Linked DNA regions of Homo sapiens: regions 2 and 3 are each linked to region 1. The links are chromatin contacts, found by Hi-C in ENCODE. All regions are on one chromosome and are shown on one strand. Each heading gives the region's core, a stretch centred on a gene start or an enhancer-like site at or near the end of the contact. The rest is flanking DNA. Distances are from core to core; before and after follow the strand shown.

Region 1 (2,796 bases), core at 297-2,796:
TGAAAATCCTTTGTTTGAATGTTCAATTTCCTTAGGATTTTGAGCATTATTTCCAACACAACAGTACTATTAATATAAATGTTTCTCAATCAAATTTTTAAATAATTAGACTTGGCCTACCTCACCTTTGTCCAGGAGCCCTCTGTCTGGCTCTATCTGGGCTCTCTGGATAGGTGACAAAAATGAACTGAACAAGGTGGCAACGTGAGGAATGTGAAAACTTCAAACACATTCCAAATACTTTCAGTTAATTAACAAGATTTGCAGCTATTAAATTATGTACGTTATGTGAGTATAGTCAGAACACTGAGTTACCCATGATGGAGGACATGAAACCACTTTAATCCTTCACACAGGGCCAAGACGGTAAGTAAAGTTAAATATATGCTGAACAGACTATCAAAATGTTCCTAAACTTAATAAGAAACTGCATTCTACCTATTCTAGGCCAGATAAATTTTTTATATCCCTCTAACGGATACAATAGGCAGCTACGGAACTACTCCCAATTTGGCAAGATCCAGAATTTCCTTTAGAGGCTCTGGGGCCAAAGCCCGAGGCCTACTGCCCTTTGCAAGGCTCCAGATTTTAACCAGCAGATCAGTAAGGTACCAAGCCGACTCATAGCAATGATAATAAGTATGCAGGCCGGGTGCAGTGGCTCATGCCTGTAATCCCAACAGTTAAGGAGGCTAAGGCAAGCAGATCGCTTGAGCCCACGAGTTTGACAGCAGCCTAGGCAACATAGCAAGACCCCGTTGCTACAGAAAATACAAAAATTAGCCGGGCGTGGTGGCGCTAGCCTGTAGTCCCAGCTACTTGGCCAGGGATGAGGTGCGAGGATCATCTGATCCGGGGAGGTTGAGGCTGCAGTGAGCCATGACCGTGCCACTGCACTCCAGCCTGGGCGACAGAATGAGACCGCTTCTCAAAAAAAGAAAAAAAAATCGTTTGTGCAATGTTTTCATTACCGGAAACATTTTAAGTAAAATACAATAAAACTTTTAAATCTGGTTGTCAGACCCTTCCTTCCCTTTTGTTATTATCGTTTCACGTAGCCATTTATGATAGGAGAAGCGGCTTTGGGGTCGGCGGCTCAGGGCCCAAAAGTATAATTATTAAAGCCACCTCTCCGGAAGTTGCTGTTTGTCGTTATCAATTTAGGTACGAAGTGTCCAGTCAGATAAATACTGACAAAAGCAAACAAGATGAAGAACATGAGCCCCGACCTCGGCGCCCCTTCCCAGTGGGCCGTCACCTACCCGGAGGTGCCCACAACCCGAGTGAGACCTCGGTCTACACTACTGCAACGGATACAAGCAGCACGCACAGCGCCGCCCTCAGCGCTGGTTCGTTTTCCACGTGGAGGCGCAAAACCAGCAAGCACCACTGTCGCACCATCCGAGCCAGTGGGCGCAATCATGTCCGGCGCGACCAATCGGCGCCTGGCTTGTTGGCAGGTGTCAGGCAGCGCGCACTGATTGGCCGGTGCGGAGCCTGTCTCCTTCACTGGATCCCGCATTTTCAGCGCGTTGCATCACCTCCGTGCGCCCGGTTGCAGCGTGGACGCCGGATGAGTTGCTTTTAGGCTTGCTGGCCCGCGGGGCTGTCCAGGCACGCGAGGCCCCTCAGGTACGCCCTCTCTTCCCTGCAGGATCCGGCCCTCAAAGACGAGGGTCACGCACGCGTTACAACCCCGAAACAGTAGCACAAGATTTAATTTTTAAAAGAGCGTGTTTCTTCGGGGCTTGCCGTTCGTTCGTTTCCAGCCTCAGGAATTTATGGTCGCCTTTTTGAATGAGGTAGTGTTTGAAATGAGTAAAATCTTTTTAAAATGATATACATAGTATAAATTGATATAGCTGTGACTTTATGTATAGGCAATACGTATTTTTATATGTCTTAATTTATTACCTTCAATGGCTGCGAGATACTTATTTTATTGATGTACCGTAATTTACTTCAGTCACCATGAATATTTAGATTGTTTTCAGTTATTTGCCTGGAGAAACAATTATTCGGTGAATGTCATTGTATACACATTTTGTACATTTGCATGAGTATACCTGTGGAGTCTATGTTAATAGGATATAACTAAATTGAGGAAACGTTTGAGACGGTCCCACTTTCAGGTTACATTTGACTTAATAGATTATGAAGACCTGAGAATAAAAGGAGAAACAGAAATGGATTTAGAGGAGAATGAAAAGGGGGAACAGAAATAGGCTTATAGGTAGGATCCACATGACTTGATGATTAATTGGTTGTGTGTATCTTCTGAGTAGTGTCAGGGGTGACTCAAAAATGTCATGCCTAAGTAATGGGAAGAATATTGGAACCACTAATACAGTAGTTTAAAAGGGAAGCAATTCTGGAAGGAATTATGAAATTTTAAACAAAACATGGTTTTAGTGTGCGTTTCTAAAATATATTGAGGCAAAATAATATGAAGTAATGTGAATAATATGTAGTTAATATCAGGGAGGGTGGTCTCGAAATTGCTGAACGGGAAGTTGAGGTTAAGGTGACCTGAAGGAGTTGTGGAGCAGCGAAGAGTCAAGGGCCTGGATTATAATAAGAGGGAAGCAAAGGGGATGGCATCCCTCTGCACAACAAGGTTGTTGTGCAAGGTTAACCTGCTCTGTCCCTGCCCTGTGGTTGCTGGATGCTGTTGTGCATGGACAGCTCTCCAGTGGATTCGATGGGCCATAGCAATCCTGTGATTTATGCATGGAGGCTGCTTCTCCTCAGCAGCTGCCATAGCCCGGTCGCTGGTACATGATTCTTCCTGAATAG
Region 2 (2,796 bases), core at 169-2,668, 1.3 Mb before region 1:
CCACACACCCCTCTCTTTCCCCCGGCTGCTTGCTGCCGGTGGTTTGGGACTGGAGCCCCAGAGGGCATACAGCCCTGGCCAGCCCCGGGTCCAAACACATCCCACAGGCAAAGTCAGATGCAAGAGAACCTGTTGGAGCAGTTTGGGCAACACTGTCACCTCCTCTTCCTCCTCCTCCATTTACTTCTTGGTGGGAAGGGACCTGCCCTAGGCATGGGGCCAGGTCATGGCCATCGGCAAGGGCCAAGAGGGCGGGGGTTTTCAGTGTCTCCAAGCGTTACCTCCTTCCCCCCTCCCCATCTTCCTTAGGGAGCATAAGATCATGTCAAAACCGGCGTTCCTGCCGGGAACGGAGAGGAGAGAAACGGGGAAAACTGAAGGCCAGGGAGGAGGTGGCAAAGCCACAACAAACCCCCCTTACCCAACTCACAGACACTATTCTGTCACCGCACTCCTGCCCGCGGACCTGCAGGCCTGCCGGGTCTAGCTGCTCCGCGGGGGTCCGGGAGGGGTCCTGCCCTCGGGGACAAGGTCCAAGGGAGCTCGCCGGCCACGGCGGAGGGTGGGCGCGCCGGCTGCCACCTCGCCGGAGCCCCCACGGACTCCCCAGCCCTGCCGGAGTCGGAGCCCGCCACTCGCGCCTCTCCCGGGACCCGCGCCGGGCTGCGCGCCCGCTTCTCCCGGCCCGGCCAACCCCGAGCCCGCGCGGGGAAAGTTCCTGCAACTTCGCAGGGGGGAGGCGGCGGGGGCTCCGGGCCTCGGCCTCCCTCCGGATGCCCGGCCTCTGCGGCCGCCGCGACCCAGCTGACAGGCGGCCCGGCCCGGGCCTGGAGCCCCAACTTCCCCGCGCCCCGAGCCCCGAGCCCACCTCCCGGCCCGCGGGCCTCGCTTTGTGCGCGGCGGCCAGGGGCGCCCAGCGCGGGCCCCGTGCTTGGCGCCCCCGCCCTGGGCACAAAAGGGCGCGCGGCCCGGCACGGCCCAGCCCCGACCGGGGCGCCCGGAATGCGGCGGCGGCGGCGGCGGCCCGTCCCCGAGCCGGGCCTGCGGGCGCGCAGCCGGGGGCGCGGGGCTCGGTCGGGCAAGGTGGCCGGGCCGGGCCGGGCCGAGCCGAGCAGCCGCCGCGCGCTCACCTGCCGTGGAACCAGTCCTTGCAGGCGTCGCACTCGATCATGAAGCGGGTAACGTCGTAGGGGAGCCGGCAGACGCAGTACACGGGCACCGTCGCCATGTTGCCGCGCCGCGCCGCCGCTCGGCCCCGCCGCTGCGCTGCCCGGGTCGGTCCGGGCCGGGCCGGGGGCCGGGCCGCGCGGGGGCGGCGGGGGCGGCGGGGCGCAGGCGGCGCCGCGGCCGGGAGGGGACGGGGACGGGGGCGCACGACAGCCCCCGCGCGCGCTCCCGGCCAGGCGCGTCCACACAATGCCGGGCGCGCTGGCTGGAGGGGCCGCGCCGGGAGCCGCCCGCCGGCCCGCGGGGCTCAGGGCGCTAGTGTGCGCGGGGGACGGGCCGCGCGCGGGACACAAAAGGGAATGGACGCGCGGGGGCGGCGGGCGGGGAGCCGCGGCCCCACCGAAGGGACCCCCGGCCGCCGAGCGGCCTCTACGTCAGCGCCCCGGGTGGCGCCGCCTCCGCCCGCCGGCCTGGGCCGCCGCTCCCGCCGCCGGGAAGGCGGGCTGGGGAACCCTGCGGGGGAGAAGGTGGGTTGGGGGACCCTGCCGGGGGAGAAGACGGCCGGGGGGACCCTGCCGGGGGAGAAGGCGGGTGGGGGGATCTCGAAGGTGGAAGATAGGCCGAGAAGGGCCCCCAAGGCTGAAGGTAGACCCAGGGGTCCGCGGGCGCGAAGGTGAGCTGGGGGAGCCTTGAGACTGAAAGTGGGGTGGGACCCCGGGGAGAAGGTGGGCGGGACCCCGAGGATAAGATAAGTTGGGGGAACCCGGGCAAGGCAGAAGGAGAGACGCGGGGTGCGGGAGTGGAGCCCGCAGGAGAGCCTTCCTAGTCTAGAAGGCCGACAAGCAAATACTTGGCCCTAACTTTCTTCTGACCCCCACCACGGTGGGGGTGTTCCTCCTCCTCGGCCGCGCTGCCTCCCTCCGTTCCCCACTGAGTTTCTGGTTGGGACACCACTTCCTCTTTCCCCTCATTTTCGGCTGGGGACTGCCGCCTCCCTCGCAGGATCCCGCGGACTTCCCTGATGCTCAGCCCCAGAGGAAGAGGACAGAAGCCCGGGCCGGGAGTGCGCTGGCACGGGCTGGTCAGCTCTGTTCCCTGGCATTTGAGCCCCCCAGGCCCGTGACCTAAGGGGCCGGGCTGGTCAGCTCTGTCAAGAGAGAGCTCCCTGGCATTTGAGCCCCCCAGGCCCGTGACCTAAGGGGCGAGGAGTATGGGAACCCTGGCCCCCGTGTCCAGGGAACTGAGCCCCCACGGTGGGGAGGAGAAGCGGAGGTGCGCTCTGAGGGGTCACTTGCACGCGTTCTAGAGGAGGACTTCCCTGCCTCGCCAGCGCTGCATCCTTGGGGCATCCGCGCTGGGCAGGGGCCACATCCCTGCCCGCCCTTCCTCCCTCACCCTCTTTCTCTCCCCATCCTCCCTCAGCAAAATCCGCATCGTGCTGGGAAATGTGGGCCACCCCTGCTCGGAATTCCAGAATCTCCGGACAGGAAACCTGGCTCAGTCTCCTAGCAGCATCCATGACAAGGCTCCTTAGCCCCTCAGCCCCTCACCATCACCGCCCACCTGCAGCTGCCAAGGGGCCGTTTGCTCCACCGCAGGCGGCTCAATTAAGGTCCTTCCTCCTACTGA
Region 3 (2,796 bases), core at 93-2,592, 1.1 Mb after region 1:
TTTCAGCTCCACCGAAGTCAGCGATGAGACCGTGGACAAAGTGCCTCATGTCCCTGAGCCCATTTCTTCATTTGTAGAAGAATCCAGTAGTTCAGGATGGTTTTGAAGACCCAGTCACATTGGATGTGATCTGTATAAAAGTGCTTTATGTGGTGGTCGTGTTTTATTTGTTTCATATTTCAGAAGACGGGAAGGTGGGTCTCGCAACCATGGCTGGTTTGGAGGCATGTACAAGAACCTGGGCTCTTCACTCAGGAAAAGAGAAGTCTAGGGAAACATGGTAGCTGCCTCCAGTAGAACTGCAATATGAAACAGGTCTTCAGAGGCTTCCAGGGCGAGGGGAAACCATGCAGGGCTCCTCCCCACCTCCCCACTTCTGCTTGTTGCTCTGCGCTTGTCCAGAGACAAGAGATGTTGACTAAAGTCTATGCAGGGAAGTTACTTACACCCTCCTAGGTCCAAAAGCTGCCCACTGCCTCTGGAGTGTTAGAGCAGAAAGTGGGCAGGCATGGGCAGGGCCATTGCTGCGGGAAGTTAAGAGGCACCAGAGGACAGTTCTTCCAACTTAGACGGTTTTTGTGAAGTGAAAGCAGACTGCAGGCCTCCAGCACTGGCGCAGACTCTGACTGGTGCAGGCCTCTAACACTGGCATGGATTTAGCAGATGAGAAAGATGGGTCTCCTTACAAATACTGGTCACTAGTGAGTTGGGCCTTGAGAGACAGAGAAAACAGGTATCTGCCTAAGGTGTGTCTGGTTAACTATATTGGCCCTTGAGGTAATCTACAATTTAAGGAGTTTTAGTTCCTCTAACATTTTAAGAAATCATTCTCATGTTTGAGTGCCATGTTTATAGTACCAATTTTGGGGGCCAGGGTGGGAAGATTGCCCTGAGCAAAGCTGTCCATTTTCCCATCATCTAGTTGGTTTTCATGGAGCGGCCCACCTGCTCCCCACCTCAGGAGATACTGGAGGACTCTAGCCCTGCGGTGGCTGTGGTCAGGCCAAGGGCAGGCCAGGCTTCCTTCCTAGGCTTCAGTTCATTCCCCCATCTTGCTGCCAAGGTACCTTTAGATGTTTTGGTCCCCTAAAGCATTTAAACAGACTGTCGTGTAAAATGCTGTCTGAACAAAGTCTCCCATGAACCCACGGCACAGTGTGTACCTGAACCTCCCAAGAGAAATAGTAAAATCACCACATCATCAAGTTGCAGCTCAGGGACTACGTAGCTTTAGTGGTGATGTTTGCAGGAAAAGGTTTCAGAGAAATTTGAAAATTGGCAGGTGCACTTTCTTGACCTTTCCAAAAATAGTCTGAGTCACTTTCACTTTCAGCCTTCAAACTGTGTTGAATGAAACCTTTGTGCAGTTTACAGAAAGTGAAGAACTGTTTGGCAAGAGAGAGAAGTTCGAGCTCCTAATAGCCTCGGCTGCATTGAGTAACATTTCTTTTGAGTTGTCTATTAACACTTTCCTGAAACATGCTTTTTATGACGCCTAGAACTTGTGTAAGAGTGACTGTAATTTGAGTTATTTAAAAATGTAAGTACAAGAAATGTGTCACACGCCATAAGAGCTAGGAAATGACAGCTCACATTCATCTTGGTGGAAGGAAACTCTAATTATTGGAAGATGTGATTGGAGTATTTGTTCTTAATACCTACGGTGGCTCTGTTATATGCTTGCCTAACACCAGTATTGGCTTGCAAATAACACTGAAAAGCTCCTTTCTTTTCCTCTGGTCTTTGTGGGAAGGCATGGTATGAGTCGAGATTGCTAAACCACTCTTCTGAGAGGACTCAGAGAGAGTGTTTATCCTAGACTATCCATGGCCCTGGTACTTCTGAGTTCAGTTGTGGTGTGATCTCATTAGTCCAGGCTCAGAATGGCTCGGTAACCTCAAAACTCCAAGCCCTCGGTGCTTGCTTTGCTTCCCTAGACTTGCAGCTTATGTACGCCCACATGTGCTTCATGCGTATTAAAAATGCTTGCATGTGTAGATAGGAAGATATATGTTGACTGTCCTGAAAAACTTGACATACCTAACATTTAAAATTGTTTTGAGTTTCCCCCGGGGATAAACTAGTCTTCAAATGTAAACGTGATGAGCAGCGTAGGGGCTATGGTACCAGAGAAAAGAGCCGAATCTCGGCCCTGGTCCAGCCCTACCTCTCGTGCTCTGTCACCTGCAGCAGAGGTGGAGTGGGGGCCATGTCTGTGAGCGGGACCTCATCTTGTCTATTCCTCAGACCCACCCAAGGGCAGGGATTCCCAAAACTGCTGGTACCTGTAAGAGGTATTGTATTCTTGGACTCCATTCCATAACCTCTCATCAGGATTCTGGGTTTGGAACTCTAGAATCAATGTTGAGGAAAAATAGAACTTGGCGATTTTATTTTTCTAGATATAATTCACATACCATAAAAGCCACTCTTTAAATTGTACAATTCAGTGGTTTTTTAGTATATTCAGAGTTGTACAGCCATGACCACTAGCTAATTCAGAATATTTTCATTGCCTCCCAACAAGCCTAGTACTCATGAGTAGTCACTCCCTTGCCCATTCCCTCCACCCCCAAGCCCCTGGCAACCACTAATCTACTTTCTGTCTCTATGGATTTGCCTATTTGAGACATTCATATGAATGGAATTATATAATATGTAGACTTTTGTATCTGTTTTTTTTTCATTTAGCATAAAAATTTTCAAGATTTGTCCACAGTGTAGTGTGTCTCAGTACTTCTTTCCTTTTTATCACTGAAAATACTTCATTGTATGTATATGTCATATTTTGTTATC

What was found. A loop is a pair of places that touch in the nucleus more often than their neighbours do. Pooled maps may share reads with other maps.
Region 2: a loop to region 1 is called in a map of CD8-positive, alpha-beta T cell, with 2.8 times the contacts of the local background. The contact joins the promoter of PHF2 here to the promoter of IARS1 in region 1. A Hi-C loop is called at or near these places in 3 of 168 maps with a recorded cell type or tissue (CD4-positive, alpha-beta T cell, CD4-positive, alpha-beta memory T cell and CD8-positive, alpha-beta T cell), 2 of 37 single-sample maps with no recorded cell type and 10 of 50 pooled maps.
Region 3: a map of vagina shows a loop between it and region 1 (9-fold over the local background). The contact joins the enhancer-like site here to the promoter of IARS1 in region 1. A Hi-C loop is called at or near these places in 1 of 168 maps with a recorded cell type or tissue (vagina) and 7 of 50 pooled maps.

What each region holds. Positions count from the first base shown.
Region 1 is chr9:92,292,447-92,295,242 of GRCh38, reverse strand. IARS1 (isoleucyl-tRNA synthetase 1) reads left to right here and starts at 1,546. Exons shown (of 34, transcript NM_002161.6): 1 at 1,546-1,632. MIR3651 (microRNA 3651) reads left to right here and starts at 2,696; the gene lies at 2,696-2,785. SNORA84 (small nucleolar RNA, H/ACA box 84) reads left to right here and starts at 2,650; the gene lies at 2,650-2,782. RefSeq lists an enhancer at 1,115-1,164.
Region 2 is chr9:93,575,206-93,578,001 of GRCh38, reverse strand. PHF2 (PHD finger protein 2) reads right to left here and starts at 1,418. Exons shown (of 22, transcript NM_005392.4): 1 at 1,131-1,418. The coding sequence starts at 1,228. RefSeq lists silencers at 640-799, 1,390-1,689, 1,800-1,859 and enhancers at 1,960-2,239, 1,921-2,515, 2,516-2,796.
Region 3 is chr9:91,206,762-91,209,557 of GRCh38, reverse strand. No RefSeq gene overlaps it. Among named protein-coding and RNA genes, the nearest start is that of LINC02937, 45 kb to the right of the region's middle. RefSeq lists an enhancer at 1,082-1,141. Within about 2 kb of position 1,342, at least 12 of the 41 ENCODE cell types and tissues checked have a DNase peak (open chromatin) inside an H3K27ac peak, as active enhancers do.